Regions from separate parts of the Mus musculus genome. Here region 1 is linked to region 2. Evidence: chromatin loops called from intact Hi-C (ENCODE). Cell type or tissue: heart. All regions are shown on one strand. Each heading gives the region's core, and the rest is flanking DNA. Links, peaks and the distances in the headings are about the cores only. Region 1 holds the start of Fdft1 (farnesyl diphosphate farnesyl transferase 1). Region 2 holds the start of Ctsb (cathepsin B).

Region 1 (15,302 bases), core at 4,325-12,324, 55 kb after region 2:
AAGAGAAAGCCGGAGGGATCGTAGACAAGAAAGAAATTTGACTAGAAACTTGGCCACAGTGGTAGGAGAGAAAGAAAAGACAGGATCTAGACAGGAAACCTGGGCAACTGAAGACCGAGCCTCAGCTAAAGAGGCTCAGCTGTGTCAGACTGAAGTTACTTATTTGGGATATACCCTTCGAGATGGGAAGCAGTGGCTAAAGAAAGCCAGAAAAAAGACTGTAACTCAGATCCCCAACCCAACTACACCAAGGCAAGTAAAAGAATTCTTGGGCACCTCTGGCTTCTACAGACTCTAGATACCTGGGTTGGTGACCTTAGCTGCCCTGTTGTACCCCCTAACCAAGGAAGGGAAGGTGTTTGTGTGGACCCCAGATCACCAGAAAGCCTTTGAAGAAATTAAAAAGGCCCTACTGACGGCCAGTCTTGGTCTTTGCCTGACCCAACCAAGCCCTTCACTCTTTATGTGGAAGAGAGAGCAGGGGTCGCCAGAGGAGTCCTTGCTCAGACTTTGGGACCTTAAAAAAGGCCAGTGGCTGGGCTGGTGAGATGGCTCAGTGGGTAAGAGCACCCGACTGCTTTTCCAAAGGTCCAGAATTCAAATCCCAGCAACCACATGGTGGCTCACAACCATCTGTAACAAGATCTGACGCCCTCTTCTGGAGTGTCTGAAGACAGCTACAGTGTACTTACATATAATAATAAATAAAAATCTTTAAAAAAAAAAAAAGGCCAGTGGCTTACCTATCCAAGAAGTTACACCCTGTGGTTTTCTTGCCTGAAAGCTATTGCTGCCATAACTCTGCTTGTCAAGGATGCTGATAAGCTCACTCTGGGACAGCAAATAACTGTAGTGGCACCCCACGCTCTTAAAAGCATTATCCGACAGCCCCCTGACCGATGGATGATTGAACGAGTGACTTTCACTCCTGCTGTCCTCACTCCCACTACCCTACTGCCCGAGACTTCACCTACTCATCATTGTGCTGACATTCTGGCAGAAGAAACTGGTACTCGAAATGATCTAAAGGATCAGATCAGCCTTGGCCTGAGAGTTCGAGCTGGTACACGGATGGCAGTAGCCTTGCGGTTGAAGGACTGAGACGGCCAATGTGATAGCCAAGAGGATCCTAGAAGAAATCTTCCCGAGGTTTGAGATACCCAAGGTAATCAGGGCAATAATGGACCTGCCTTTGTTGCCCAGGTAAATCAGGGACTGGCCAAGATATTGGGGATTGATTAGAAATTACATTGTGCATACAGGCTCCAAAGCTAAGGACAGGTAAAAAAGATGAATAGAATTCTAAAAGAGACTGGTGCAGACTTGGTGCTCCTTCCCCTTGCCCTATTTAGAACTAGAAATACTCCCTTTTGATTCAGCCTTACTCTTTAAGATCCTTTATGGGGCTCCCATGCCCATCACTGTCTTAAATGATGTGTTTAAACCTACATGTTGTTGTAATAATAATCTGTATGCTAAGTTAAAAGACTTGCAGGTGGTACAGAAAGGAGAATGACATGTCCAGACTAGCCCGGCGCCTCCCTATCTCCCACCCTTCTGACCTAAGTTAAATGTTATCTGCATGTACAGTCTGCTGATGTGTAAATGAACCAATCATGTGAAACTTCACCAATTCCTCCCCCAGCCCCAGCCCCAGCCCCTTTTCTATAAAAACCCCTAGCTTCCAAGCCTCGTGGTCGAATCCACTGTCTCCTGCATGAGATACATTTCGACCCAGACGGAGCTCTGCCATTAAAACTACCTCATGTTTTTACATCAAAAAAAAAAAAAAAAAAAAAAAAAAAAAAAAAGCCTTGCACTACCATACCTGGCCTAAACCCATATTTATTTTTTGTTACAAAAATAATCAGCTCTTGCTGGGCTTGGCGGCGCACGCCTTTAATCCCAGCACTTGGGAGGCAGGGGCAGGCGGATTTCTGAGTTCGAGGCCAGCCTGGTCTACAGAGTGAGTTCCAGGACAGCCAGGGCCACACAGAGAAACCCTGTCTTGAAAACCCACAAAGTTCAGGGTACATATCTCTCGGTTTCCTTTTTATTATTATTGTTGTTATTTAAATATTAAATGAAGGGAAATGAATTTTCCAGTTTGTTTCCACTAATTAGAGGTACTTGAGACTACTCTTGATTGCTTGTTTAGCTGAAGTTTTGTCATGCATCTAGGCTGCTCTTAAACCCCTGGGCTCACAAGAGCCTCCTCTGGAACAGCAGGTACCGTACTTCATGGCACGTGGCTAGCATGCATGAGGCCTTGGGTTCAGTTCTCAAGACTGGGGGTGGGGGCCTCACGGGGGCTGGCAAGTGCTCAGCAAACACTGGATTATCAAATCCCCCAGGGAGAAGAAATAGCCCAAGCCTCACTTTCTCTGCCCCTTATCACGGCCACCCACTCCCCTTCAAAGAGGAAACCAAAGCCTTCAGTCTCCAAGGGTCTCGTCGGGCCAATGTCCTCTTTTATAGAGGACAGCGGTGAACAGTCCCCAGCTCTAGATCACAACCCTAAAAGTCTGCCTTCCCCTAACCTCGCCACTCCAGCCTCTTCTGACTGCTGACTTCTGTCTGTAAGTCTGTGTACTTGTCTTGCCTTTCTCTCCCAATAGAACACAAGTTTGACAAAAGCCAGTTTGGGCCTGCTAGCAGGGTTCATGCAATACCTGAGCTTTCTGAGCCAAACAACCTCCAAGCTAAAAAGCATGCGAATTTTTAATAGAAGTTATTTCAATTTAATTTTTGAAAATGTTACATCTTGTAGATGTAACAAATGTACAGAGGTGGCCAGGCCTGACTGGGCATCCCGGAAGCATATCCAAGAGTTGTGAGGAAAACCAGACTTGTAATTCACATAAGCGACAGCAAAAATACTTGTCCCATCAGATTACTAAGAGTGATAAAGTATAGTAAGCTGTAAACATGGCCACAAAATTTTATGACTTCTCATCAGGAAGGCGGCTTTCTCTCCTCCCTCATACCTGGCTCCCCTGGTAAAAATCTGGGGTCCAATTGGACAGTAACAGATGTGACTCATGCAGAAGTCTGAAAAGTGTGTACATAGAGTTGCTCCCTCCCACTGTCTATGAGTCCCAGGACAAGCCTGATGAGTGTCTCTCCCCGGTTCTGGCTATAACCTGCTCTAACCATCCCTTCATTAGCTACAAGCTGCCTGCGGGCTGAGCAGGCCACGGAGAAATAGGTCCAGCTGTCCCAGATCAGAAGCCCCAGCTGTCCCAGACAACTGTGAACTAAGCTAACAGTTATACCTTAAACCACTAACTCTGGCTTCCTAAAAGTAGGATAAAATATACTACTGCACCGCTTGGCCATTGTTTGGCAGCTCACACGTATTAGGAAGCAGCACATACAACCAAACTCCGTAAGTGCAGCCCGAAGCTTTCGACAGTTTGTCCTCAGTAAAAGCTAAGGGGGAAGCTTAGTCAGGTGCCGCAGCAGCTTAAGACACTGGCTAAACATGACTGGTGACCCGAGTTCAACTCCTGGAACCTACATAAAGATGGTGGAGAGAACAAACTGCACAAATCTGTCCTAGGACTGTCGCGTGTGTGCAGTGGCATGTGTGTAGTGGCATACACAGACACAATAATACATTTTCTAAAAAATTTAATTTAAAAACTCTAAGTGATACACTTAGATAATAAACAGCTATAAGACAGCATCTGGCCTGGAACTCACAGCCTAGAACTAATAGAGATCCACCTGCCTCTGCCGCCCAAGTGCTGGGATTAATGGCCTGTGCTACCACACTCAGTTTGAAAAAAAAAATATATATATATATATATATACACACACACACACATATACATATATGTAAAATATATGACTTTTTATGTATTTATTTTTTATAGAGGGTAGTATGTGCCACAGCTATGTAGAACCACGTGGGTCCTGGGAATTAAACTCAGGTTGTCAAGCTTGTTGGCAGTGTCTTTACCTGCTGTGCCACCGTGCCAGTCAGGATGTTTGGTAGTCCTAGTTAGGACAGGCATTTGTGTGCACCAGGCCTAGATGTGTCCCCCTCTTAGCTCGCTTGGACAGCCTGCTTAATGTACTTCTGTGGCTCACTACCTTAAGGATGGACAGCATACTGGGATAGAGAGCTCAGGAGGGGCCGGGGAGATGGCTCAGTGCTTAAGAGCAAGTACTGCTCTTACTGAGGACTGGAGTTCAGTTCCCAGCGTCTGCAGTTCACAATCACCTATAACTCCAGCTCCAGGGGCATCTGATGGCCTCTTCTGGCCTCAACAAGGTACTGCACTCACTGCCACAAACTCACAGACAACTGTAACACATAACACACTTAGAAAATTTTTTAAAAAAATTTTAAAAAATTGAATCTTTTTAAAAAAGATAGACTGAACAAGCTCTGTAGTCAGATTGTGAGAGTCAAATTCCAGGGCGCCACACCATAGCTATGGGATGTTAAGTAACTCACTAACCTCTAAGCCCTAGCTACAAAACAGGAAAACAGATCCTCAAAGGGTTACTGGGTGTTTACATAACAGATGGGAGGTATGTAAAATAGTGCTTGGCACACACCAAGAACTAATAAACATTAGCTAAGGGAAGGCACACAATCCCAGTTTCTAGAGGCTTTCAGCAAGACATAAAGACGGAGAAAAAGATCCCAGACAGGTGTCCACAGTTCTAAGCCCACAGTGTGAGGAGACAGCCTGAAAAAGCCAGGTGAACAAGAGAATGGGGCAGGCAGGCCAATGTCAGATGCAGGGAGTCTACTGTTTTAGGTGTTTATGAATATTTAACTTCTTAAATATATATGAAGAGAATGAAGTAAATATGACAGATTACTGATGCAGTGGCCTGTTATATGTAACTTTCGATACTTGTCTGCATAAAGTATTTTGTAATGAAAATGCATTTTAATTGGGCTTGGAGGCTCACACCTGCAATCCCAGCAGCCAGGAGGCTCAGCATTCAAAGCCAGTCTGAATCACAAATCGAGTTCCAGAAACCAAAACGCCCAAAGAGCGTTTTAAGTTAATGCCCATCTTAAAGTATGGGAATTAGAAATAAAGACATCAATAAGAAATGTAAATTTCTGAAGTAACCAGGCTAAAATTGCCAAGTATTGTGCAATTACAGAAACCAACCTTTAAAGAAAAAGGAGGAGCAGGCACACGGCTTGGAAGAGTACCACAGGAAAATAACCAAAGGAAAGGTACAGCCGGGCGGTGGTGGCACACATCTTTAATCCCAGCACTTGGAAGGCAAAGGCAGGCGCCTTTAATCCCAGCACTTGGGAGGCAGAGGCAGGCAGATTTCTGAGTTCGAGGCCAGTCTGGTCTACAGAGTGAGTTCCAGGACAGCCAGGGCTACACAGAGAAACCCTGTCTCAAAAAAATACAAAATAAAATCAAAAGAAAAGGCACAGCGTCAGAGCAATACTTTTTTTTTTTTTTTTTTTGGTCTGTTGTTTGAAAACAGGGTCTCATTACATATCTATGGCTAGCCCTTAACTCAATATGTAGACCAGGCTGACCACAAACTTTCAGAGAGCCACCTTCCTCTCCTCTCCTTATGCTGGGATTAAAAGCGTGTGTGGCGCTACGCCAGGCTCTTTCATCAGCATTCTGAAAGACTGAGAGCTGTCTTAATACTTCAGGGTCTGTACTCCAAAACAAAGACTAAATCTCCCCTTGGCTCTAAAAGAGGAAGGAAAGGGTGGACATTCAGTCCAAAGCATCCTAAAACCTGAGCATCATGGACCGAGAGAAGACAGCGAATACCTCCCCAGAGGTGGTGAACTGCCATCACCAGGTGTCAGGTGTCACTTGGTCTCCTGACCAAGACTTACAACCTAGACTGTAAGCAGAAATTCTTTATCTTGGGTTCACCCCGTAAAAGCTCAAATGTACATCTTCTCCAGGATAGAAGTATTTAGATTTCTTAAGATTTGTAAATGAGCAATGAGATATCTTGGCAGTGGGACCCATGTCCAAACATGCAATTGTTTGTGTTTCACATATGCCTTATACACACAGCTGACAGGGAATTTTCTACAATGCTTTTTAACATATTGAAAACGACATGTCAAATACATGTACAAGGTCAAGTGTGGTGTGGAAGTGTCCACCTACGGCATCATGTCAGCACTCAAAAGAAATCTTACTAATACTGAGCCAAGCAAGTATTTATGCACAAAAGCCACAGAGGCATTTGAAAGCTCTATTTCCTTCAGGCAACCCTACAAAGGTTAAACTTGCATCCTAACTAGCAGTGATTTTCCCTCCTACTCTTGTAAATCCCCTTAGGAAAAGTCACTATTCTGCTATACTCAGGCAAAGGCACCTACCTGCCTTAGAAGGCTACATACAAGCTTCCCCAAAGCAGTCTGTTCACTAATTCATCTTCACACATTTCTGTTTTGTTTTTATTTTTCTGAGACAGGGTTTCTCTGTGTAGCCTTGGCTGTCCTGGAACTCAAACTCTGTAGACCAGGCTGGCCTTGAACTCAGAAATCCACCTGCCTCTGCCTCCCAAGTGCTGGGATTAAAGGCGTGTGCCACCATGCCCCGCTCTGTGTACCAGTTACCTTGGGTGTTTGTTTGTTTGTTTGTTTTTTGTCTTTTTGTTATTTTGTCTCCCCCCCCCACCCCCGCAGAGCTGAGGACCAAACCCAGGGCCTTGCACTTGCCTAGCAAGCGCTCTACCACTGAGCTAAATCCCCAACCCCCACACATTTCTGACAAGCTACTTTGCTCAAGGCAGTAAAGGCCTGTACATGAAGAAAAGATTATTTTCAAGCCGCTTCTAATTCAGATTTGCCAGGAGGCTGAGATGGGGATCAGAGGCAAGTGGATCTCTGAGTCACAAGGCTGGCCTGATCTACAAAGTGAGTTCCAAGACAGCCAGGGCTTACACAGTGAGACCCTGTCTTGAAAAAATAAAATTCAGAACCGAGTTAAGAGAACCCTGAAGTTGTTGCGAGACTGAAATAAAGAATCTTGCATCTGAAAGTGGCTCTGGGATCACGGGTCTAAGTTAAAGGGTGCTAGAGAAGGCAGGTAAGGAGACCTTGCAGGTCAGAATGAACTACCTGTCACTGGAGCTGTCAGGAGCTCAAGTTGGATTATAAAGCAGATTCTTGCTCTTGCTCTGATTACTTATCCGTGCAAGAATCTGGCAACTGTACCTTCTTCTCCCCTGAAACCTACTCTTGGCGTTCATTTCCTTGTGGACCCTGTCTATGCCCTTAATTACACTGCTATCCATGTTTTACCCCACAGAGTGCCCATCACTGACAGGTGTCCAGGGTCTGCTGAATGGCTGAGAGCACTTGTTAGAGCTAAATCTTAAAAAAGGGAGGATTCTGAATGAGAAAAGCAAGGGCACCAATTAAGAATACCTTTAAATAAAATACAGTGCCTGATGTTTCCAGTGAAGGGGAAACGTTTAAGTTTTTGATGTTAACTGGATGTGTCATCATGCAACAGTTACATACTTTTGTCAGAGTAAGTATTATCATAAAAGCACGCGTTTAAGAAAGGGAACAGACCAATGAAATACGAAAAAAACCAAAAAAACAAACATGTTCTGGCCTCTGGCAGCCAATAACTAGTAGGAACTTGGACACAACAAAAACCGTAGGAAGCACCCAGGAATAAAATAGTGGCTGCAGAAAGGTGAGTAAGCTTATGCGGGAGGTGATGTCTGAAAACTGGAAGGAGTGGGTGGGGCGAAGTAAGTTTCATTCCAGTGAAAATAGGCACGATAACTCCTCCAGGGTTCCTTATGTTCTCAAAATTGTTCTCAACCGTGTTCTCTTTAATCTCAATTCTGGAACGCACCCATTTAGGTAAAAATAACTCCAAGCTTAGAAGAACAAAATACGCAGCCAAACTACCAAGAAAAGCAATGGCTTGAACAGACAGAAACCTTGAAAGGCGGGGGGGGGGGGGGGGGGACATGGCCCTAGTGGGGGTGCGCGACCCAGGCAGGGATCCCGCCTTCCGTGAAGACCAGGGTGTCAGAGACCATCCATCCTCTAGAGACCTCTTGTGCGGGAAGCCGCCACAGGCCTGCGAGGGAGCAGGGATGCTCGACTTACCTGGTCCATCTTGGGTATAAAATTCCGCCGGCCTCCCATGCGGAATCGCAGCAGGTTATAGAACTCCTCCGGGTGGCCTAGACACTTGACGAACTCCATCCTTGCGACTGCTGGGCGCGGGGCTCACCTGTCGGGATCTCCCGCTCCCACCTGTGTTTAGACGCCGGGGAGTGGGCAGGGCGAGGAGGCGGGGCCAGCGCCGGACGTCCCGCCCACCTCCCGCCCTCCTCAACCGGCCGCGCCGCTCGCGCCTCCAGGCTAGGACGCGCGGAGTGGACTGACGGACGTTGATTGGCCAGAGCTGCTCGCACCAGGAAAACGTTAACCAATCGGAAGCCGGAGGAGCCTGGCGCGATGACCACACCCTAGAATTTGATTGGAGAGCTGGAAAGCAGCCAGCGAACACGATTGGTACCCAGCAGAGAGCCTTTGTTCCTGCGTGTCGTAGGCTGGCAGCGAGCGAGGCGCATGCGTGGACGTTCTGGAGTTCCGCGAAAGGCTTGAGAGCTTTGCACGATCCTAGGGACCTCGGCCTCCAGTCTGAGTTCACCTCTTGATATACCTAAGGGGTTGGCTGGCAAAGCCGAGTCAGAGTGAAAGGGTAGCAGGGACTGGAAACGCGCCTCGCGGCTTGAGAACAGATAAAACAGTCTTGCTTTCCTCCGAGGAGTTTACAGGGGCTCGAGTTTACCGGGGCTTTGCTGAGCCCCGGGAAACTCCAAGCGGGACAGCGCACAGTATTTCTCAGACTTCTCCACCCGTCTTTTGTGAGACGACATGGCGATGATTCTTGGATCCCATTTTCAAAGCTGCAAAAACAAAGGGAACTGAGCTCTTAATACCTCTCGATGTTCTAGTTGACGTGAACCAGGACTTATGTAGTGCTTGCAAAATCTGCCCGAGATTGGGCCTCCCAGGGATGTGATGGGAACAAATACCTCCTGCTCTCCCCAGTTAAGGATTGCAAGGAGCGAGGAAGGGCTCCCTCCCAGTTCTATTGGTAGTTGATGGTTGCTGGTGGAATGACTTAAAAAGTTACTAGCATAAATGATACATAAGTTTTATTATGAAGTCTTCATACACTTATATAATGTATTTTTATTACATTCCCCTTTACAGTCATAATTCTTACTGTTCCAATTAGCCTTCATTTCTACTTACACCTTTTTATTATATTTTGATGTGAGCATAAGTGTTATCACACACATACCATGTGTGGAAGTCATTTCTCTTCTTCCATTTGACTCCTGGAGATAGAACTCAGGTCATCAAGTTCGGTGGTGCCTTTGTATCACCTAAAGATAGACAAAGATTTTAAGTGGTATGTCTGCTAGTAAGTTGCCCATACTTCTGTTAGTAACCCTAATTAAACCTACTGACAGATCAAGAAGAAAAATGACTAGTTTTAAAGACAAGTTCAAGAAGAGTGGGGGCGGGAAGACGAGAGAATAATAGGGGTTGAATATGATCAGAATATATTATATACGTTATAAAATGTCATAATACAGCCCATTGTTATATATGGTGAATATGCTAGTAAAAACATATTAAAATTATTAAAATGTGCCAGTTTGGTCCTCAATGCTTGAGTCCTTCTATAGAAAACTTCTGTGTTGGAGCTTTAGTCTAAAATGGGGAATTTTAGAGATGGGAATTTCATAGGGATTATATATAAACAAGGCCACAAGGGCAGGCCTTAAAATTAATTCCAATGGAATTGGTGTCCTTAACTACAAGAAGAAAATATCAAAAAAGCCCCACCACCACCACCACCACCACACACAGTGAAGTCACAGTGTTCTAGAAGGTGTATTCCAGGGCAGAGACAACTGAATATGTCTTACTCTTAGACTTCCATCTTGAAGATCTGTGAGGAGTGAAGGATTACCTAACCACTCAGTCTTTGATTCTAATTTCCATTCAAAATATCAGTTTATTAGAAACAGCTGGAAAGTCAGACTTGGTCCCATCAGTTCCCATCAGAGTGGTAGCCAGCCCCTCCTTCTCACCCCAGCCTATGATACTCCCAGCTGTCAAAAATGGTAGCTCTTGTCAAAATGACCCATCGCAGCTGTCCTACAGCTTTAGCAAAGCACAGCTGCAGGGGATGGGTCCTCAGCCAAAGCCACCTGTTTGCCAGGAAGGACTTCCCATCCTAACCCATGGGCCTGAGGCAGGGAATTGGGGGGTGATGGTGAAAAAAAAAAAAAAAAGCCACTGATTACTGGGCTTTCCAGAAAAATCTACCAATCTCTGAGTTCCCCAAGCTCAGGACTTGAAATCCCACCAATCTTCAATCTGGATTTCTCTGCCCCACTACCCCGAGATATCCTATCCTGCTGAGATATAAACCCTGCCAATTGTCCAATTCCCTGCTGTCCACTCCTAGGAGCAGAGGACAGTCATCCCTGGATTTCTCTCTCCTCTCCTGGACCCTCCAATAAATCATGGTATTTGCAGCCTGGTGTGCATCATTGAAAGAAGCCAAGAAGCAATCAAGAGAAGGGGAAAAGTGAAGAGGTGGAGCAAAGCTGAGCTGCTCAGCTGAGAGCTACCGTGCCTCTCCTGAGGAAGCTTCCTCTCATGGCTGTGTGGTTTCTGGGCACCTGTGTCTCAAGATATCCTTCCATTGGGATACCTCTCCCCTCTGGTTCCTGGGCTTCCAAGTCCCAGGGTACCTTTCCCTCTGAACAAAACACACCACACACCTCAGTTCATCCAAGAATTAGGATAGCCCGTGGTAGCACTTACCAGCTTCTTTGCCTGTTGTCTTAATATTAGGCAGCCTCACAGGCACTCGCGTCTAGGCACAGCCAGAGGGCTTGATTCACTGGGTGCAGTGGAGTCCCACTACAGCCTACCATCTTCCTGTGGGACTCACCCAATGCATGCTCAGTCTCCTGGGAGGCCACTGTTAATGACAGTGAAACCCTGCAGAGAGTTCTCTCCAGCGAGCAGGTAGATGACCTCAAAGGCATGCTTGATGGTGCACCGTCGTAAGCTCAGGTTGCTGGAGAGACGCTCCACACATGGAGTGGGACACCAGCCTTGGAGAAGCACCAGGTGGTACAATACCAGGCATTGCATCCTGCACCAGTGCCTGTCAGACTTCTCTGCAGGGATACAGTCTTGCAGGAAACTGTCGCCTGCTTATCATCCATGCTCCAGGTGCCCCAAAAGCTTGATGTTTGAGGCCTCTGCTACCACCCTGTGACTATCTCCCATCAGTCATCTGGGCACACTGAGGACACCTCTGGCACAGATGGGAGAGTTGAGGGTTTTTTTTGGGGGGGGGGTATTGTTTTTGTTTTGTGTGTGTGTGTGGTTTTTTTTTTCCCTATGGCAGACTTAAGTGTGACAGTGGCATTAAACCTTGTTCATTGTTTGTTTTCCCTTTGAGGCAGTGTTTACATTGGCCCAAAACACCAGATCCCAGGGCCCCAGCCTCTCCGGAGGCTGGGATGTGTGTCACCATATTCAGCTTAACTGTGTGATCTTAAATTCCATAACCTTCCCAGACTTCAGGTAAGGACAGTAAGTATGGGTGCTCAGGACTAAGGAAATGGCTTATTGATTAGGAATACACACTGCTCTTCTAGAGAACCCAAGTTTGGTTCCCAGAACTCAAGCCAGGTGGCTCATAGCCCTTGTAACTCTAGCTTCAGGAGATCTGACCACCTTGGGCACCTACACTATTGTGCAGATAACCCCACACAAGACACACACATTACCGAGAATAAAATCTCCTTTAAAATGACAAAAATTGAATTTTTAAATGATTAAGTGTCCGTCTCCATGGGTTATTCTGTAGATCATGAATATGACCTACGAGGTGAGAGGCTGTTATGGGTGAGCCAGCAGCTAGAGATGAGCTTAGTGGTTAAATGTACTTAATGTTTTCCAGAGGACCCAAGTACAAGTCCCACCACCCACACAAGGCAGATCACAACTGCCTGTAAATCAGGAGATTCCAACACTCTCTTCTGGCTTCCAAGGACACAGCAGCACCCATGTCCACATAGTAGATACATAGGTAGGTAGGTAGGTAGGTAGACAGGCAGACAGACAGACAGACAGATAGATAGATATCAAAGTAAAAAACTATTTTAAAAAGTGGACTGGAAAGATGGCCCAGGGATTAAGAGCACTGGGTTGTTTTCCAGAGGACCAGGGTTTGATTTTCAGCATTCACAGGACAGCTCACAATGTAATTCCAGCCAATCCCCAGGGAAATCTGATGTCATCTGACATCTATAGGCACTGCACACACATTGTACACAGACATACATGCAGACAAAATATGTGTCCACATTAAAAAAAAAATCGTTTAAGAAGGGTGAGCCCTCCATGCTGGTGACTTGGGTGTGGGATGACCCCTCAGTGAGGGGTGAGCACTCACTGCTGTTCAGTTCACCTGATCAGCAGTCACTGGATCACGACTGACAACCATCAAGAGATGAATTTCCCAGCAAGGAAAGTAAGGGACCGTGAGCTATTTCAATGTCTCTCAAAAATCACACCATCTGCCAGCGGAGGGCAACAGAAGCCAAGTTCTCCAAGTTCTCCAAGCAGAGGGCAGGTTTTACTTCCTTCCTGTCCTGCTCCTAAGTGGATTTCTCAAGCCTACCCTGCAAGGCCACTGTCACCACAGCTGAGTGCTGGATGCAGCTCAGTGGTACAGTCCTTGCTTAGCGCAAGTGAAGCCCCAAGTTCTATCTCTGCACCACGACACAGAAAAAACAAACAAAACACCACCTTTGCCTAACGAAGACCACAGAAAATACCACACCGTTTTATTTTCATTTGCTACTCCAGTTCCATAAAGCTGTTACTAACAACCTGAAAGATTGCTTCTTTACATCCCCAGACACGCAAATTCTTCAAACATCAACAGTCAACAAATGCCCAACTTGAGGGGTAAAATAATAGCCAGCTTTTCTCAGACCCTGGACACACCTCCCTGTCCATCCTGGGGTCTCCAGCCACTGGGAGGGCACCAGGTAGGCTGATTAGCACTACCTTCCTGAAGCTTTGCCCTCATCCTTGATCCCTCTATATAAAAGAAGAAAGAAATTAGAGGGCCTCAAAATCAACCAGTTCTCAAAACACTGCATAAGCAACCTAGCCTGGGATTATAGTATCCCCCAGCTGTTCACTCTGCTGGCCCCACCCCCACCCCACCCCCAGCTGTCTCCTCCAGCTGTTCACTCTGCTGGCCCCACCCCCAGCTGTCTCCTCCAGCTGTTCCCCCCCCCCCCCAGAAGCTGCACACCACCAGTCATGCTCTTTTCAGACTCACGGCTGCTCCGGGCAGTTTTTCCCCAGTCCACTGTCAGGGTTTTGACAGCATGGTGGGATTACATAGAATTAACTAGAAAAGGAAAGCACCTATCAACCACTATGAAAGCTGCAGTTGAGGCATAATCCTACGGATGAATGTCAGCAATACTGACTCTCCTGAACTTCCTTACCCTGATCTGTAATGCTATCCCTGCCTACACCCTTCTTTCAGGACACACAGCACCTGGATCTCCAAGGCTACAAGCCCCACGGCAAAGGCCACATGTTTTAGGAGGACGGGAGATTCTGGGGCCCCTTGGAGGACAGCTGGGGCTGGCATTGAGGGCACCACCAGGTGAGCCTCTGGAGCCCATCTGGGGGCCCAAATGTCTCCTTCATGACCTGGTGACCAGAAGGACATTGTTCCTTCTGGTAGATCTGTGTGTGCCGTTCCTTGCCTTGGAATTTGTCCCGAAGCCAGTCCTTACTGAACTCCACCACGTGATCCACGAGGGCCTCCCGAGAGGAAGAACTCAGGCATGAACCGAGAGAGAGGGGATGGATCCTTGCTCTGTACAAGGCTTCATTCTTTATGATGTTCCCTGAAAACAAAGGGAGACGTGAGGGGAGGAAAGCCTCAAACTTGCTATGTAGCCTAGGCTAAACTGCTGAGCCCCCCCCCCCCACCTTGTCTTCTAAGTGTTGAGCTCACTAGCTCACAATCTGTCTCAGGTGATGATGAGTTCAGTCCATCTTGCTGGTTACTGAGCAATGGCCTTGCTAAGCGGAGGAGAGTAAGTTCAATGGTACATGGGGGCCACAGTCTAAACAGTTGACGTTTCCCCAAGAGTTTCATAATCTCACTGCGGTTACAGCTGAGGCCTACCTGGACTCATCTCAGCTTCGCTGCTCACCAGCGAGGTGCCCTTTGCTTTAGTTTCCTCATCTGAAGAAAAGGGAAAGCTAACAAGTGATTATCCCATGGAACAGCATAAGGGCAGGACTGTGCCCGAGTCCCTGGAGTTATTGACTCACACTGGCTCTCACCAGTATCATTGTGTAGTCAGGTCTCTGCGCACATCCAAAAGCCACTGCTGGAAACCTTGTTCATCCTTCTGGCACAGAAACAGACTCCACTGGTTCTCCCATGAGAGCACAGCACTTTCACATCTTTTCAGCATGAACTATACTCACGGCAGGCAAGTCACACTTTGTATATGCACACAGCTTTGCCAATAGCAACTGCTTTAACAGCCAGTTGTGGTGCCCCTTATTGCTCTCCTGTGGGCAGAAAATAACCCTCCCCGTACTAAGAACTATAGCATTCCCTGTCTCAGCTGGAAATGCTCACAGTTTCACTAATCTATTCTCCAGAGCAGAGACCTGCTTCTTTCTCTTGGCTTCTAAGAGCCTGGAGCTGACCTGATACCTGACTCTGCTTCGATATCAGAAGCCCCAGTGCCCAAGAGCAGTACCTATTAGTGGGCATTCTCCTCCCTCTCTTCCAATGGCCTGCAGGACAACCATTCCCAGCATGACTTAACCCAGAACCTTCTAGATGCTCTGTAGGCTTTAGAGTGTGCCAGGTACACAACGTGATCCCTCTGTCAGGAGGTCATACTGATATCACATCAGAAGGCCTGTGACAGTCCTATCATGTCAGAACATGGTCCAAGAATGGAATCATTCGAGGACAATTCTGAGTGCTTGTGAGAAAACTCCAAGAAAACCAGACAAGAGTCTTGTGACCTCAGTTTCTTCAAAACGTGGTATTATTCTTGGAATATGTTTTCATGCTCTTCCCAGGTATATCAGATAGGGGAGAGTTTACTTTGTTGTTCACACAACTGGCTGTTATGTATTAATAGATTTGTGGGTTTTTTTTTTATTTTTGGTTTTGGTTTTGGTTTTTTCGAGACAGGGT
Region 2 (15,302 bases), core at 4,351-12,350:
AATCTGTAGATTGCTTTTGGCAAGATAGCCATTTTTACAATGTTGATCCTGCCAATCCATGAGCATGGGAGATCTTTCCATCTTCTGAGATCTTCTTTAATTTCTGTCTTCAGAGATTTGAAGTTTTTATCATATAGATCTTTCACTTCCTTAGTTAGAGTCACGCCAAGATATTTTATATTATTTGTGACGGGTTTGAGACCAACTTAGGCTGTACGAAGAGCTGTATGCTTGTTGGCAAGTGCTCTTACCGACTGAGCCTTTTTATAGTCAGTCAATATCTGTTTTATTGGTGGCAGCGGTTGGTGTTTGTTTGTTTGCTTTGCTTTTTTTTTTTTGCATATGTGGTGTGCACACTTACGTGTTTGTGTGTGTGATAGAGTATGTATGGAGATCAGAGGACAACTTGTGGCAGTTACTGTGTGGGTCCCGGGGATGGAACTCAGGTTGTCAGGCTTGGTGGCAAGTGTCTTTATCCTCAGACAAACACCTATAGGCCCATTGTACACTCTTTGAAAGGAGGTCTCTCAGTAAAATGCCTTTGAGACGCTTCTCCTCAATGTGTCTGACAGCTGTCCCCTTTTGTAACTGCCAAGTAACATGAAGGTACCGTCTCCGGTTGACTGAGTCTTCTGAGGGAGAACACCTGATCTTTGAAAATTTGGGCTATGTTTGTTTTCAGTCAAGATCTCGCTAGCCTTGAATGCATGGGTCTGTAGGCTCAACCTCTTGAGTGTTGGTATTATGGCAATTGGAGCGAGTTTGAACTGCTGACCACTCTTCTTCTGGTCACTTTGTGGCCGTGTTTCCACTTTCCTTTGTATCACTAAGTAGATGGAAACAGAATTTCTGGGCCAGAGAGTAATCTAGCAATAGTGTGTGTGTGTTTAAATTTAATTGAAAGAGTATTTTTTTAAACTGTAATTCTACGAAAAGAGACTAATTTTCATTACTAAATTATGGTATCTCTGGGGGAAGTAGACATGCCTCTGTCATCTTTTTAAAGACAACATTTGTTTTATTCTTTGAAAGTGTACGTGTGTGGATATGGTGAATTTCGGTTTTATCTATCTGTCCTCTCTTCATACAACTCCACTCAGAACCTACCAACTTTACCTCTCTCCTGCTTCATATTCTCTTTTAATGGTCCTTGCCACCAGAACTGTGTATTAAGTTAGTGTTGACCATGTGCAAATGTTTTTAAACTAAACCACTGGGGCCTGGGAGATCTGCCAGCAGCCATAGCCCCACAGAGTGACTCTCTATCAGCAGCCAATAGATCCTTAGCCAAGGATGCAGAGAGTTTCTTAGGACCAAGTCACTGGCCCAACAACAATCCCCAAGAGCTCCCATTGCTTCCCATCCAGGCAAACACCTGATGTCATCAGAGGGTCCTCCTCCCCCCAGTTCTTTAAAGATCTATTATTTTTTATTTATGTGTAGATGTGTGCCTGCATGTGTTATTAGTACATGCATGAGTACCCTTGGAGGCAGGAAAGGTATCAGGTTCTCTGGAGCTGGAGTTACAGGATGTTGTGACCCACCATGGGTGCTGGGAACTGAACCAACCTCTGCTAGAGCAGCGAGTGCTCTTAACAGCTGAGCCTCCCTCCATCCAGGCCTGTCTTCAGGGTTGTTTGTTTGTTTGTTTGTTTGTTTTGAGACAGGGTTTCTCTGTATAGCCCTGGCTGTCCTGGAACTCACTTTGTAGACCAGGCTGGCCTCGAACTCAGAAATCCGCCTGCCTCTGCCTCCTGTGAGCTAGGATTAAAGGCGTGAGCCACCACACCTGGCTGTCTTCAGGGTTTTATTTGACCAGAATTCCCAGTGCTTTGGGCCTTGGAAACCAGGAAGGGCTTTGCTCTTCTTCATGGGAGCTTCTGCTCTCTACCCAGCAATGGTTGTCTGAGGATTTTCCTCACATCCCCAAATAGGATCCAAGCTGCAGTTTTGCCGGCTCCATGCTTTGGGTTGGCTGGTTGGTTTTGAGATTTTTTTTCCCTGTCCCTTTTGGAGAATATTGGAAAGGGAAGCCCCCGTGTGAGGAAGTGGCCAGTATGATCCCCAGGGGGCAGGGCTGTGGGGATGGCAGTTCATACAAGATTTTGTACTTTGGGCTTGTGGGTTTGGATGAGTTAGGAGATGAGGTAAAGGACAATGACACCAATGGCAAAAAGAAATCACAACTTAAACATTTAGGGATTTTTTGTTTGTTTGCTGTCTTTGCTTTTATTTTGCTGTTTTGTTTGTTTGTTTGTTTTTGTTTTGTTTTGTTTTGCTTTGTTTTTCGGGTTTTGGATGGGCTGTCTTCTTTGTAGCCCAGGCAGGCCTTGAACTTCTGATATTCCTGTCTCAGCCTCTAGCTCTGAGATTACAGGAAGAACGGATGCCTTAATTGGCTTTAGTCTATAATTCTAGGATTGAGCAGCACTTCATTTCATAAAATGGAGTGTGTTCCAATGGCTTGAGCAGAAACCAAAACAAAGGGTGACTCTGGGTGTGACCAGATCAGGGAAACTGAACAATAGCTCAACCTTGGTGGTTTGAGAGCTGGCCAGTTCAGGTCAGCCTTCTGTGGAAGGGTTAAGGCAGGGTCAACTTCATTATCAGGTCAATTATACTGGCCCTTTGAGAAATGTCTCAGGTCAGCTCGGTAGCTTTGTTTCAGCCTGGTGATATGGAACCTTAGTTTTGCTGTGGAGTACCCACCAGAGAAGACTGCTCAGAAATGAGTTCAAGCCACTGGGAAGCCGCATGAGCTGGCCAGTGACTACACTGGTTGTTTGGGACCCCAGAGTATTCCTGGTCCTTTCTCGGGGTGAGCTTTTAAGCACAAAGGCCATATTCTGGGTTGACGTATTTCAGTTAACAAGAATAGTTAGCCAGAAGCTAAAAAAGCGAGGTTAGTACATTGAAAGACTTTCCCAGAACTGTAGACATCGATGGATTAGGTCTTTGTTTCATTTGTATCATTGGCTAATGATGCTGTCTATGTGCTGAGTTTTATGACTTGAAAAGATACTTCAGAGCAGTTTGTTTCCTCTTTTGTGTTCTTGTGGTGTTGGGGATCAACCAGAACCTCAAACAGGTTGAGACACCTCCACTACTAAGCTGTATTTCCAGCCTTTATGTTACTTTTTATTTTGAGGCCCACTATGTCTCAGTCTCGCCTAACTTTTCTCCATAATACAAGTGACAGGTGCAGAAGGAACAGATAGGAGCACTTCATATTCTGCATCATAAAGACACACGTGTGCTCCACACATGTAGTAAAAGGAATCAGCCCACACATGTAGCAGTTTGTTCTAAATTAACCAACCACCCCTTGGCTCAGATGGTCCAGGAACAGTGACTCTCAACCTTCCTAATGCTATAACACAGTTCCTCATGTTGTGGTGACCCCCAGCTATAAAATATAAAAATTATTTGCTGCTGTTGTGAATCGTAAAGTAAATATCTGTGCTTTCCCATGGTCTTAGGCAACCCCTGTGAAAAGGTCATTCAGTGCCCAAAGGGGTCACGAGCCACAGATTGAGAAACACTGCCCTAGAGAAAACCAAGGTTGAGCCCGGCTGACAAACAAGTGCCTGAGCTTAAACATTCACAGAACTAGGGAAGATGGAAAGAGATGAGGAGGCAAGAGACCTGCAAGAGCCTTGGCTTCACCTCTGGCTAAGCACTGAGTGGGGCTTTCCAGGATTGTACTAGGCACCTTTTCTCTCCTTTGCCAAACAGTGAAGCAGGGCCTTTCTTACACAGGATAGGGGAAACGTTTCTTCAAGTGTGTGTGTGTGTGTGTGTGTGTGTGTATACATATACATATACATATACATATACATATACATATACATATACATATACATATACATATATATATGTGTGTATATATATATATATATATATATATATATATATATATGAGGCTAGGGTTATTAGAGCTAGTGACAGTGCACACCTCTAGTCCCCGCACTTAGGAGCAGAGGCAGATGGAGCTCTGAGTTCGAGTCTAGCCTGGTCTACAGAGTGAGTTCTAGGATAGCCAGGGCTACACAGAGAATGAGACCCTTGGTTGCTGGGGAAGTCATAATTTCCTACCCAGGAGATGATCAATATTGATTCTTTTTTCTTTTCTTTCTCTCCCACCTAGGCCAAGTAAGTTATGCAAAATCAAGCTGACCTGTTCTGTTCTGCTGTTGTCGTCTGTCATCTTCTGTAGGGTAGTGAAAGTGTTTCCCTGTCTTCTGGTGTCCTTTTTATGTCTTGTTGCTGTCATCTCACTGTTGTTAATATTATCTTCATCGTTACACTCAATCTTAGCTAAAAGGCAGAAAGGGGATTCTCATCATTGTTATTAATATTTGCTTATTGTTATTAATATTTGGTTGGGAGTCCAACCTAGGACCTCATACAGACTAGGCAATGATCTACCAAAGATCTATATCCTCACCTCTGGAGAGTCCTCTTTCTCCCTCTCCTTTTCCTTCCTCTTCTTTTAATAGAGCCAGGGGGTGGGGGTGTCTCCTAATAGACCAGGCCGGCTTTGAACTCATGATGTAACCAAGTCTGGCTCTGAATTTCTGTCTCAGACTCCTCAATGCTGAAATTACAAGTGTGTACCACCACAGCCAGCTGTTTGTATTATTGGGATCATGCTGGCCTCAAGTCTGAGCTGCTCCTGCCTCAGTCTACTGCATGCTGGGTTTCCTCTTATAGTAGTCACCTTATGGACTCCATTCCTGTGAGATAAAACTGGACAGAACTAGTCAGATGCCTAAAGCCATAAGTGCTGCCACCAACCCATGGAATAACCTATTTGTTTGTTCTTTATTATTTTGAAACAGGATTTCAGTATGTAGCAGTGGTCATCCTGGAACTTGCTATGTTGACTAGGCTAACTCCAAATTCACAGGGCTCCCTCTCTGCCTCTGCCTCTGCCTCTGCCTCTGCCTCTGCCTCTGCCTCTGCCTCTGCCTCTGCCTCTGCCTCTGCCTCTGCCTCTGCCTCTGCCTCTGCCTCTGCCTCTGCCTCTGCCTCTGCCTCTGCCTCTGCCTCTGCCTCTGCCTCTGCCTCTGCCTCTGCCTCTGCCTCTGCCTCTGCCTCTGCCTCTGCCTCCCAGGTGTCAGCATTAAAGGGGATCACTGTGAGGGAGGCAGGAGTAGGTAGATCTCTGTGAGTTGAAGGTTAGTCTGGTCTACATAGTGAATTCTAGGACAGTCAGGACTACAGAGTGAGTCTTGTCTCAGAAAACAAACAAAAAATGGGGGAGGGGTGGGAATCCCCAAAATACTAAAGATAAAATGAAGTGCATGAGTCTGTAGTTGTCAGCACTTTAACAAGTGCTCCCCGAGGCCCCGAGGCCCCATAGGGTCCTTCCCAGACTCAAAGCTCTTCTCCCAAGGCACCATTGGTTACCTGCTAATCTATCTCTATGCTAGCTTTCTCTTGCTGTAAGTGGAAGTGGGAGCACACAGCATGAGGTCCTTCCCTGACTTAACACAGTCTTGAAGGTTCATCCACAGTGTATGTGGTAGCGCAGCATTTTTGATAGCTGAGTCACACCCTGTTTTGCGATTGTGGGACATTTTGTTTATCCAAGCATCAGTTGATAAACAGAAGTTGTTTCCATCTCTAGGCGCCTGTGAATAATACCGCTGTGCATATTTGGTAACGTTAATATGAGCAACCATATTTCTTCAGGGCGTATGCCCAGTCTCCTGTCCACATGTTCACTAGAAAAACACTTTTACACACTCAGGGCAAGATCCCTCTAAACATTCTAAGAACAAGCCCTGAGCCCTAGGTGAGCTGGTAAAGCTGAACCTGGACTCAATCTTCAAGGTTCACTTCGTGTGCACACCCATTGTCTCTGCCCTCTACCTGGTGACAGGCAGGCACCATGCAGAATACAGCAAGGAACAACATAGCACATTCTTATCCCTTAGGAGGCGGAGGACTCAAAGTGTGCATGAAGGGATTTAAGTATGCTGGGATAGCTTCCTCCTAAAGTTTCCCACAGACGGACTCTCCAGAAGAGTCTACTCTGGTCGTATTCATTTGGTTATTTGGTTATTTATTTGATATGCAGTCTCTTGTAACCCATGCTGGCCACAAATCACTAGGGAGATATGGATAGCTTTGAGCTTCTAAAATTATTATTATTATTATTATTATTATTATTATTATTATTAGAGAGAGAGAGAGAGATGGAGAGGGAGAGAGAGTTGAGGGGTGCGTGAGCTATGGCATGAGTATTAGAGGACAACTTTTTTGGAATGTGTTCTCTCCTTCTACTGTGGTTTCCAGGGATCAAAGTGGTATAGGTCATTGGGCTGTGTAGGAAGCACTTTTGCCAGCTGAGCCATCAAACTGATGCTGCGGTCTTGAACTTTGACCTTTCTGCTTCCATCTCATAGTGAGAACCACGATGCCAGGTTTATGGAGGGCTAGGGATGGAACCCAGAACTCTAAGCATACAAGTCAGGATAACTCTACCAGTTGAACTATATTCACAGCCCTGTATGTTGGTCATTTGAGACAGGGTCTCCTGTAGCCCAGGTTGGATTTGAATGTGCTGTGTAGCTCAGATTGACCCTATAGCCCCCAAATTTCCCAAGTGTTAGGACTACGGGTTTATCTCACATGTGACTGCTTATCATTGTTTCGCTTCAGAAGCCTCTCCTTTATTAACACACTGTGATAATGCATGTGTAGCCCTCAGCTCATCTGAGGCGCTATAAAGGAAGGATTTACTACGGTCTATGTGTCCAGGGGGAAGATGATCTATGAAACACTGATGTGCAGGCTGGACTCTGCAGCTGTCTGGACAGGCTGGGGTGAGCAGGCAGTGATATGGGAATATTCTAACATTTTAAAATGAAGCCTTTTTCAGCACCACTGAAGTCAGCCCAAGCCAGGTACTTCTGGGTTCTTGTCTCTCAGTTTTGAGGAAGGAAATTCATGGACCACAGAAGGTGAGTTTTAGGAAGGTGGGAAGGACTGTAGGGAGCTGAAGGGAGAGAAAGAAGGCAAAGGTCTTGAGCAGCCCGTGGGGTCCCTGGAGGGAGTCGGATCCCATCCTGGAGCCCCCCAAAGCCTGGGGGTTAATAGGACTGTAGCCTTTAGTGGGATGGAGGCAGGAAGAAGGTTGAGCTAGCTGGTCAGTCCAGTTTTCATTCCAGGTGTTGAAGTCATTTCAGTTTGGGTCACAGCCTCAGTATGGCTTCCAGGAAAGGTCACTCCTTTGTGGAAAAGACTTGAAGACCCCCTTCCTGGCAGCCAGAGACACTTTTGGCTTAGACACTTAAACATCTCTAGCTCCTGCCAAGGGCCAGGCTCTGGGCATGTCAGAGGACATTTTGGGCTTTTAGCCAAGAAAGGCTGCTCATTTTTGTTTGGACTTTTTACCCTAAAATAAGCAGCCAGTTTCTACCTGTTGTCAGCAGCTGGGACAGCTGGCCTTGGACAGATGGCCATGGACCTGCCTTTCCGCAAGTTTTCTGAGTTCTTCCTGTATTCCACTTAACTGGGGTTCAGTAACTACACTTCCACTCCTGTCCTTAACTGGGAGCCTACCAATAGAACCTTGGAATCCACTAGATCCAAACCTTTCTTATCGTCACAAGCCTGGCTACAAGATACCATGCTGACATGAGGCCATTCCTATATTACAGGATAGACCTAAGGATTGGAGAGATCTGAGGGTGCTCGACCCTGGGGTGGGGGTGGGGGTATGCTATGACCTGTCAGATCAACTAGGTCAGCCAGCTTCTCACTGGCTAGCTTACCACACAAGATGGGGGGAGGTTCATATGGCCTGGCAGGAGTTCTGAATTTCATAACATGCCTTGGACAAAATTCATGGGGTTTTGGTTTCTCTCTTTCTTTTTAAACTAGGGATCGAACCCAGGGCCTTGGGCTTGGTAAGTAAGAGCTCTACTTCTGGGCTACAATCCCAGCCCAGTTCTAGTTTTTGGTTGCTTCCCTTGGTTTGAGTATTTCTACGCCATTATAGTCTGAGCTTCAGAATATAAGGCCAGGAGGCTCCTCCAGACATTTCCAGGTCCCCGAGCCAGCGGGGCCTTCCCGAGGAATGCATGTCACGAAGATGTTGTATCTTCCCAGTGCAGGGTACCTGCAGAGGTCCCTGGAGAGCATCTCTGTGCGAAATGGAAAGAGAGCAGACAAACCACCAGTTTCTTTTGGGTTTAACACAGCTTGCAGAGTCCCGGGATGAAGGGGGAGGGGCCGGCAGGGGCGGGGGCGCGGTCAAGCATCACGTGACGAATCAGCCCCCAGCGGAGGGCGGAGCTGCGCGGGTACTTAGGAGTGCACGGGAGAGGCCAGGAGCGGCTCCGTTTGGCTTGGTGGCTGCAGGCCCAGGCTGTCGCGCTGCGCTCGGTGAGTTTGCCCGGGGCACAGTGGCTCCATGGCGGAAGTCACTTTGGCTGGGGTCGGGGGAGCGGGCTGAGCAGCGGTGGTGGAGACAGGCCCTTCACTTGCCCAGGGCGCAGGCGCGGTTCCTCCGCGGCCCTAGATGCTGCTCGCCCTGGCGGATCGCGGTCTTAGGCTCCCGCAGGCTAGACCGGCAGAGCTCCAGCTTTCACGCTTTAGGGCCGAGCCTGGTGACCCCGCGGTGATCGGCTTCTTTCCAGTGGCCTTGGCGCACTTCAAGGGCGGAGGTGGGGACTTCGGGGAGCTCCGAGGGAGGAGCTTAAAGGGAAGGGTTCAGCTCTGGCCCTTCCAGCTCGCAGATTGCAAGTCTCAGGGGTGCTCAGGGCGAGTATCGACCTGCATCTAGTGCAGGTTTGTGGCTTATTCTAAAGAATCTGCCCCGGGAACTTTTCCACACACAAACCCACGCAGTGCCTGGCACCCTAAAAGACCTGTTCTATTGAGAATGGGAACCTGGTAGTGGGTGGCTGGGGTGGAACCTGCACGAAGAGTTAAACCGAGAAACAGGAAGAGAAGCAGAGCTAAAGGATAGGGGCTCTCCCAGAACCTTTCTCTGGAGGGGAATGGCCAATGTGATGGAGGAAAGGTACTTGCAGGACAGCCTCCTTCAGTCAGGGCCCTGCTAGCCGGGAGAGATAGCATCCTCTCCCAGAGTGCTGGGCGTGCGGACCAAGAGATAGGTAAATTGGACTTGGTCCCCTAGGGCCCAAGAGTAAAGGACTAAAACCCATCCGCACCTTACCTCCACCTAACCAGATCCCCTCACGTGTTTGGGAAGGGAGATAAATTGTGGGATTGAAAGGGAAGTTTAACTCCTTTTAGTGTCTCGGGAAGACTGATCTCCAGGTGCTTCCTGTGAGGGACTGCTGTGGAGGTATGGTCTGCAGTCCCCGGATTCAGAGTAGCATTTGCAAAATGTTGGTGAAGGTGTCATCTTTGTTCGAAGCCGTTCAGGGGACAGTTGTTTCCCATAGGCTCTGGCCATGGTGACCTAAAACTCCAGAGTCCCCAGAGCCATACCAGAGCAAGGCAATCACGGCACTTGGAAGGCTGAGGCAGGAGAATCGCTGTGCATTGGAAACCAGCCTGGGCTATGTAATGGATTCCACAACAGTGGGACTACAGAGGGAAACGGTTTCATTTCTTAATCCCTCCTTCCTTCCTTAAAAAAAAAAAAAACTCATGCTTAAAAGAAGGTGGAGGAAAATGACCTCTGCTCCTTTAAAGCCACGTGACCCAGGCCTACGGGACTGCTAGTGGGGTGGGGCGAGCCGGGCCCACGCCTGTGCTTCACCAGCCCAGGTGCCAGCAGAGATTTCCAGCATTCCCCTTGACGTTGGCCTAAATGTTTTCAGACTAGTCAGGCAGTGGAGGGTTGGCGCTCTTGGCTCCAGGTTGAAACTGTTCCCTGGAGGTGCTGGCTCAGCATTCTAGGCTACGGCCCTTTTATGGTATGGGTAGAAACCTTTAGATATAGGAGTCTCCGGTTGGCCACTGACTTTTGATGTACTGATGTAAGGAAAATATTAGCTATGTGTGAGGTGGAACTCTATGCAGTAGAACTTTTGAAAATCAAAAGGGAAACCAGGAACTTGAGTATGATTGGTGTGAAGGGTTGTGGTGGGGCCTCTAGGTAAGGTGAGGTGTACAAAGGTCTCTATTGCCTTTGCTTAGTTAACATATCCCTGCTCTGGTACTCTGCAGGAGCTGCCTACGGAAGGGTGGGAGAAGGATCAATCTGGAGTCCTTTTGTTGCTTATTTTCCACCCAGCACTGAACATGGTGGAAGTTCTAGGGGTGGAGTTCTGCCTCCCTCGCACTGATATCCAACCCAGAGCCTCGTGCATCCTAATCATGCAGTCTGCCACTCTATCATACCCAGCCAGCTTTAACCAGTCTCCTCCCTCCGCTAGCCCTCTCAGTTTTTTGAGGCAGGTTTTACCCTACTGTAGGACAGTTTTGCCTCAACCTCCTGAATGCTAGGGTTACAAACAATAGCTAATGCTCCTGGGTTAGGCCATATTTTTATTTTATTTTATTTATTTATTTATTTATTTATTTGTTTATTTATTTATTTTGAGAACAGGGGTGTGTAGTAGTTGTGGCTAGCCTGGAACTAACTGGCTATGTAGACCAGGATGGCCGGGGCATGATGGGGTACACAAACTCAGAGATAAATCTGCCTCTGCCTCCCCCGTGCTGGGATTAACTGGGATTAAAACCGTGGGCCACCACCTAGCAATCCTTTCATTTTTACCTTCAAGCCTGAACCCCCCTTCCTGCAGACCTGAGGCCTTCCAGGCTCAGGTTTGGGGTAGAAGTGGGTGGCTCCTCTTTGGTGGGTCTTGCTTGGTTGGGGTCGGTTTGGCTCCAGGACTTGCTTTGTCTGTCACAGGGACTTTGACAGCTGTTGCTTTCCTTATTCTTTCCTACTTCTGCACTTGAGATACCATGTCTAAGTATTGGTTTATGTAACTTATAGTGTGTTCACTTATTGTTCACTCAGTTGATAAGATTTGTTGGTGTTGACTGATACCTGTAGATTTAACAGTTATTTTAATTTGTTGGGGACAGGTGGCAGTGTGACAGGGGCTTCATGTATCCCAGCTAACTCACCACATAGGAGAGGATGGCTTTGAACTCCTGATCTTCCTGCCCACTTCCCAAGTGCTGAGATTACAGGTGTGCACCCTGTCAGGCCAGCGAGCTTAGTTTATTAGTCTTCTTTTTCTTCATTTATTTGAGACAGGGCTATGTAAACCAGGCTGGCCTTGAGCTCACAGAGATTCACCCGCCTTTGCCGCCTGAGTGCTGGGATTGAAGGTGTGTGCCACCACCACCCTTTTTTTTTTTTTTTTTTTTTTTTAATGTTAGGGTTTAGTTTAGCAGGGTAGTGAACAAGTTAATCCCAGCACTCTGAGTTCAAGGCCAGCTTGGTCTGTCTAATGAATCCTAGGTTAGCCAGGGCTACATCGTGATCCTGTCTCAAAAACAAAACAAAACAAGAACCAAAAAACAAGTTTGGGTTTAGGTTTGGGATTTGGTTATTGAGACAGGATCTCATATAGCCCAGGTTGGTTTCAAACTTGATATGTAGCCAAGGAGAACTCAAGATCTCTCCTGCCTGAGTGCCTTTTAAGTGCTGAGCTTAAAACATGTATACCACCACACATCTACAACTATTGGGTTCTTTAGGTCCTAAGCCTGGGTATCTAAGTTTAGGTGTAGTTGGATGTAGTTTCTAAATATTTTTGTGTGTATGTGTGTTTTGTGTGTACCAGGGGTCTATGGGCGTCTTTCACAATCAATCTCTGCTTCGAGAGGCCAGGCCACTTATGCCCAGAGCTTATGCATTTGGTTGGTCTGGCTGGCCAGCTTGCCTCTGGAACCCCTTTGTCTGACTCCCAAATCCTGGGATTCCCAATGCAGGCCACCAAGTCCTCTCAGCATTTCCCTACTGGGAAATGACTGCACAGCAATGCCTTCCTCACTGGGCCATCTCCTGCAAGCCCTACTTTCTCATTTTTAAAATTCAGGAGGTTTGTGACATTGGGAGACTTTATGAGAAAGTGAAGTCACCTGCAAGTCTGTGACTTGGTCATAGTCACTTAGGTAACTGTGATGGAATGTGACCTAGAATTCAATCTCCTGGAGGTGACTGATCCTCAGGGCCTACCCATGGTCTTGTCTCATGCCTCAGTTTCCCTCGCCTGTGAAATAGAAAGAATTCTTCTACAAGACTGGAGGGCTCTTTCCAGAACCAGTGTTTTATAAAAGCTGAGTGCTGGGAAGGACCTATGGTCTGTGATCTCAACTGTTAACCTGTTTTAATTGGGTTAGTACCTGGCCAAGATACTGCTCTTCTTTCTCTAGCTGGCAGGGTGGAAGAGAATAAGGTTGATAAATGCTAAGTTAGTATCCACAGAGCACCACAGAACTCTTAGATACTCTGCTCTCAGATCAGAGGTGGCTGCCCTCTAACCTCCTGACTCTCTGACCTGCTGATCTGGCCCAGGTGAGTGATGCTCACCCACAGGGATCACATGTCTTTCCAACTTGCATAAGGTGCTGGCCAGCTTGTGCCAGTCAAAGGTATATAAAACCATATCAGAATTCAAGTAGCCTGGCACTCATTCTCAGCATGATCCCTCTGGGTTTGGGGCTATGCTGTGTTTTGATATCAAATAGTAGAATCCACATACAAGGCTTTATTTCAAATAGTATGATAGTCATAATTCTTTATACCAAGTAGGATACCTGGAGAGGATATGTTTTGAGACACAGTCTTATATTTCAGCCTGGCCTCAAATTCACAGTGTAGCCAAGGATGGCATTGAACTCTATCCTGCCTCTCCATGAGGTGTGTTATAGCATATACCACTTACTGTGTCTGGTTTAATGTGATGCTGGGGACTGAACCCAGGATGCTAGTCAGGCATGCCATCTGAAGTATATCCTTGGTCTCAAACTGGGATACTTTCTAAGACAAAGATAATTACTCAGGGATAATAAATGTTGACTGCTGTGCACATAGAGAACTATATAGTCAGTTAACCGTGACCGGAGGTTGTACCTGGTGGCTCTGCCTGCTGGTGGCTGTCCCAAGCCTGGAACAGGGAGGCACTTTCCCAAAGAGTAGCTCTGCTTGTCATTTCTGTGAGCCTTGAGAGGGCCCCAAGAAAGAAGAAGGTACCCAGTTCACAAACAAAATGTTTCTGTTGTCTGCCTTGTCCTCTGGCTGACCAGCCTGGAGCTTAATTTAGCCTGCAATCGAATTAGGAAGCAAGCAGAGAAGCATAAATCACTAATCTCATTTTACATCTCAAGGTCTTTAAAAGCCTTGTACTCTTATATATTTTAGGAGCAGACTTTGGGACTAGACTACCCCCTGCATCTCGGAAGCATCTCTGCAGGTCTTAGTCAAATTGTCTTGATCTCTACAAACAATTAAATGTGTTTCCTCTTAAATGAGGGCCTATCCTAGTTAGGGTTACTATTGCTATGGTGAAACACCATGACCAAAAGCAAGTTAGGGAAAGAAGAGTTTATTTGAATTATACTTCTACATTGTAGTTCATCATTGAAAGAAGTCAGGAAGGGAACTCAAACAGGGCAGGATCCTGAAGGAAGGAACTGATGCATAGGTGATGGGGTGCTCAGCCTGCTTTCTTATAGAACCTAGGACCACCAACCCAAGGGGCCCCATGCATAATGGGCTGGGTCCTTCCCCATTAATCACTAGTTAAGAAAATGCCATATAGTCCTGCCCACAGTCTGATCTTATGGAGGCATTTTCTCAATTGAGCAGGTAAGTGCCCTGCCCTTGAATTGCATCTCTAGCTTCTCCAGATGTGCCGTGGGTAGACAGGTAGTACCTGTGGGCAGCCCCAGATGTGCCGTGGGTAGACAGAGAGTAGCTGTGGGCAGCCCCAAGCTGTTTGTTCTTTAGGATCACCATGAATCAATCATACAGTTTTTACTAGGAACAAGGATGTACAATCTGGAAACCCACATCTGGGCTATGATTCAGACTTGGCAAAAGGGGGAGTCTCTGGCCTCCTTCAGGTCAGCTCTGCACACCTTTGAAATTAGCGTGTCTGCTTCCACTATAGTTACCCCAGCATTGGGGGCAACTGGGCAAACCAGTCCAAAGGAAATACAGTTCCCACTGTCCTGTCCTGTGGTTGGACTGGAGTGGGTAATGCTTGAGGAGCAGGTGCCCGTAATGACAGGCAGAGCCTAGACAAGTTTGTTTTTATGGAAGAGACGCTCATAAAGTGTAACATCAAGGCCCCAGCCAGTCTCCCCATCCTCTTCCCACCTCCCTAGGGTAGAGTCCCTCAGCACATCTGTGATGGACAGCCACAGTCGTGGCTGCACAGTTAGAGCTGGTGTGTGAGAGGTCCGCCCCATGTACCGCAGTCAGGGAGAGATGGATGAAGACTGCTGTGTGTGTGTGTGTGTGTGTGTGTGTGTGTGTGTGTGTGTGCGCGCGCACTTATCCTGTGCCAGGACGTGGCAGGTGGCCTGTGGCACGTTCAGTCTACACATTCTGTCTCCTTACAGCATTTAGAATGTAGACTTAGACTCTAGTCTGAGACTGTGTGACTACTCAGGAAAGCTTTCTAAGGTCAGGCTTGTGGGTGGCCCCCCCGGCCCCCCCATGTTTGGTGTGTTCATTACGTTATGCTTCCTTCACCCTGGCCTCATCTTCCCTTTGGATGTCTGCCATTTTCTTCTAGAGTCCCAGGAGTGTGTTTGTCTGAGGAAGGACATCCAGCTAGTTTGGGAAATGGTTTTGCTGTTGATGGGATCGCCAGTCCACTCACTGGCCATTCTGTTCATGTGACAGTGACAGTAATAGCAGGACTCTGAGACACTGATTGCTACAAAGGTTTGAAACGGAAGAGGGTAGTGGAACCCAGGACCAGCTGACTTGAGCTAGAAATAAATGGTGCCCGCAACAACTGCCCTCTACTTGTACACCTGGAAGGGGAGGCTGGTTGGCTCTGGGTGTACTTGTGTGTTCCGGCCCCCCTCTTTTGTGAAATAAAGACTTTCTGTTAACTAAAGTGAAAATCACAGAATTGGGAAATACAAGGAAGTGCTTATTAAACTAGGGGAAGTGAAAGCCCTTGGCTATTTAAGGCAAAGGGATGGAACCCGTGACAGGTTGACAAGTTTATGGACAGCTTAGCTTGTCATTGTCACTATTGGCTGTGTCACCAAAGTGCTTGTGTGTGTGATGTCTAAGAAGACTGGCTACCGGTGTCCTGGATAGAGACAGCAGGCTTCATACACTCCTGTCTCAGGACTCAAGCCTTTTGACAATGCTTGTGGATTTTACTGAG

Evidence for each region. A loop is a pair of places that touch in the nucleus more often than their neighbours do. Peaks named below come from ENCODE experiments on the same cell type or tissue, not always from the same donor. Only the 100,000 strongest peaks of a DNase experiment are listed, where the experiment ranks them.
Region 1: it touches region 2 in a loop (2.7-fold over the local background); 14 of 42 quality-filtered maps call a loop at or near these places.

The regions. Positions count from the first base shown.
Region 1 is chr14:63,169,585-63,184,886 of GRCm38, forward strand. It overlaps Fdft1 (farnesyl diphosphate farnesyl transferase 1), which reads right to left and starts at 8,303. Exons shown (of 8, transcript NM_001360211.1): 1 at 8,099-8,303. The coding sequence starts at 8,197. It overlaps Neil2 (nei like 2 (E. coli)), which reads right to left. Exons shown (of 5, transcript NM_201610.2): 5 at 12,861-13,980. The coding sequence ends at 13,667. In heart, for the core only: no CTCF peak of the experiment used is centred there; a DNase peak (open chromatin) is centred at 8,467; H3K4me3 peaks cover 3,503 bases; H3K27ac peaks cover 4,541 bases.
Region 2 is chr14:63,114,169-63,129,470 of GRCm38, forward strand. Ctsb (cathepsin B) reads left to right here and starts at 8,294. Exons shown (of 10, transcript NM_007798.3): 1 at 8,294-8,397. In heart, for the core only: no CTCF peak of the experiment used is centred there; DNase peaks (open chromatin) are centred at 8,313 and 9,753; H3K4me3 peaks cover 2,610 bases; H3K27ac peaks cover 3,052 bases.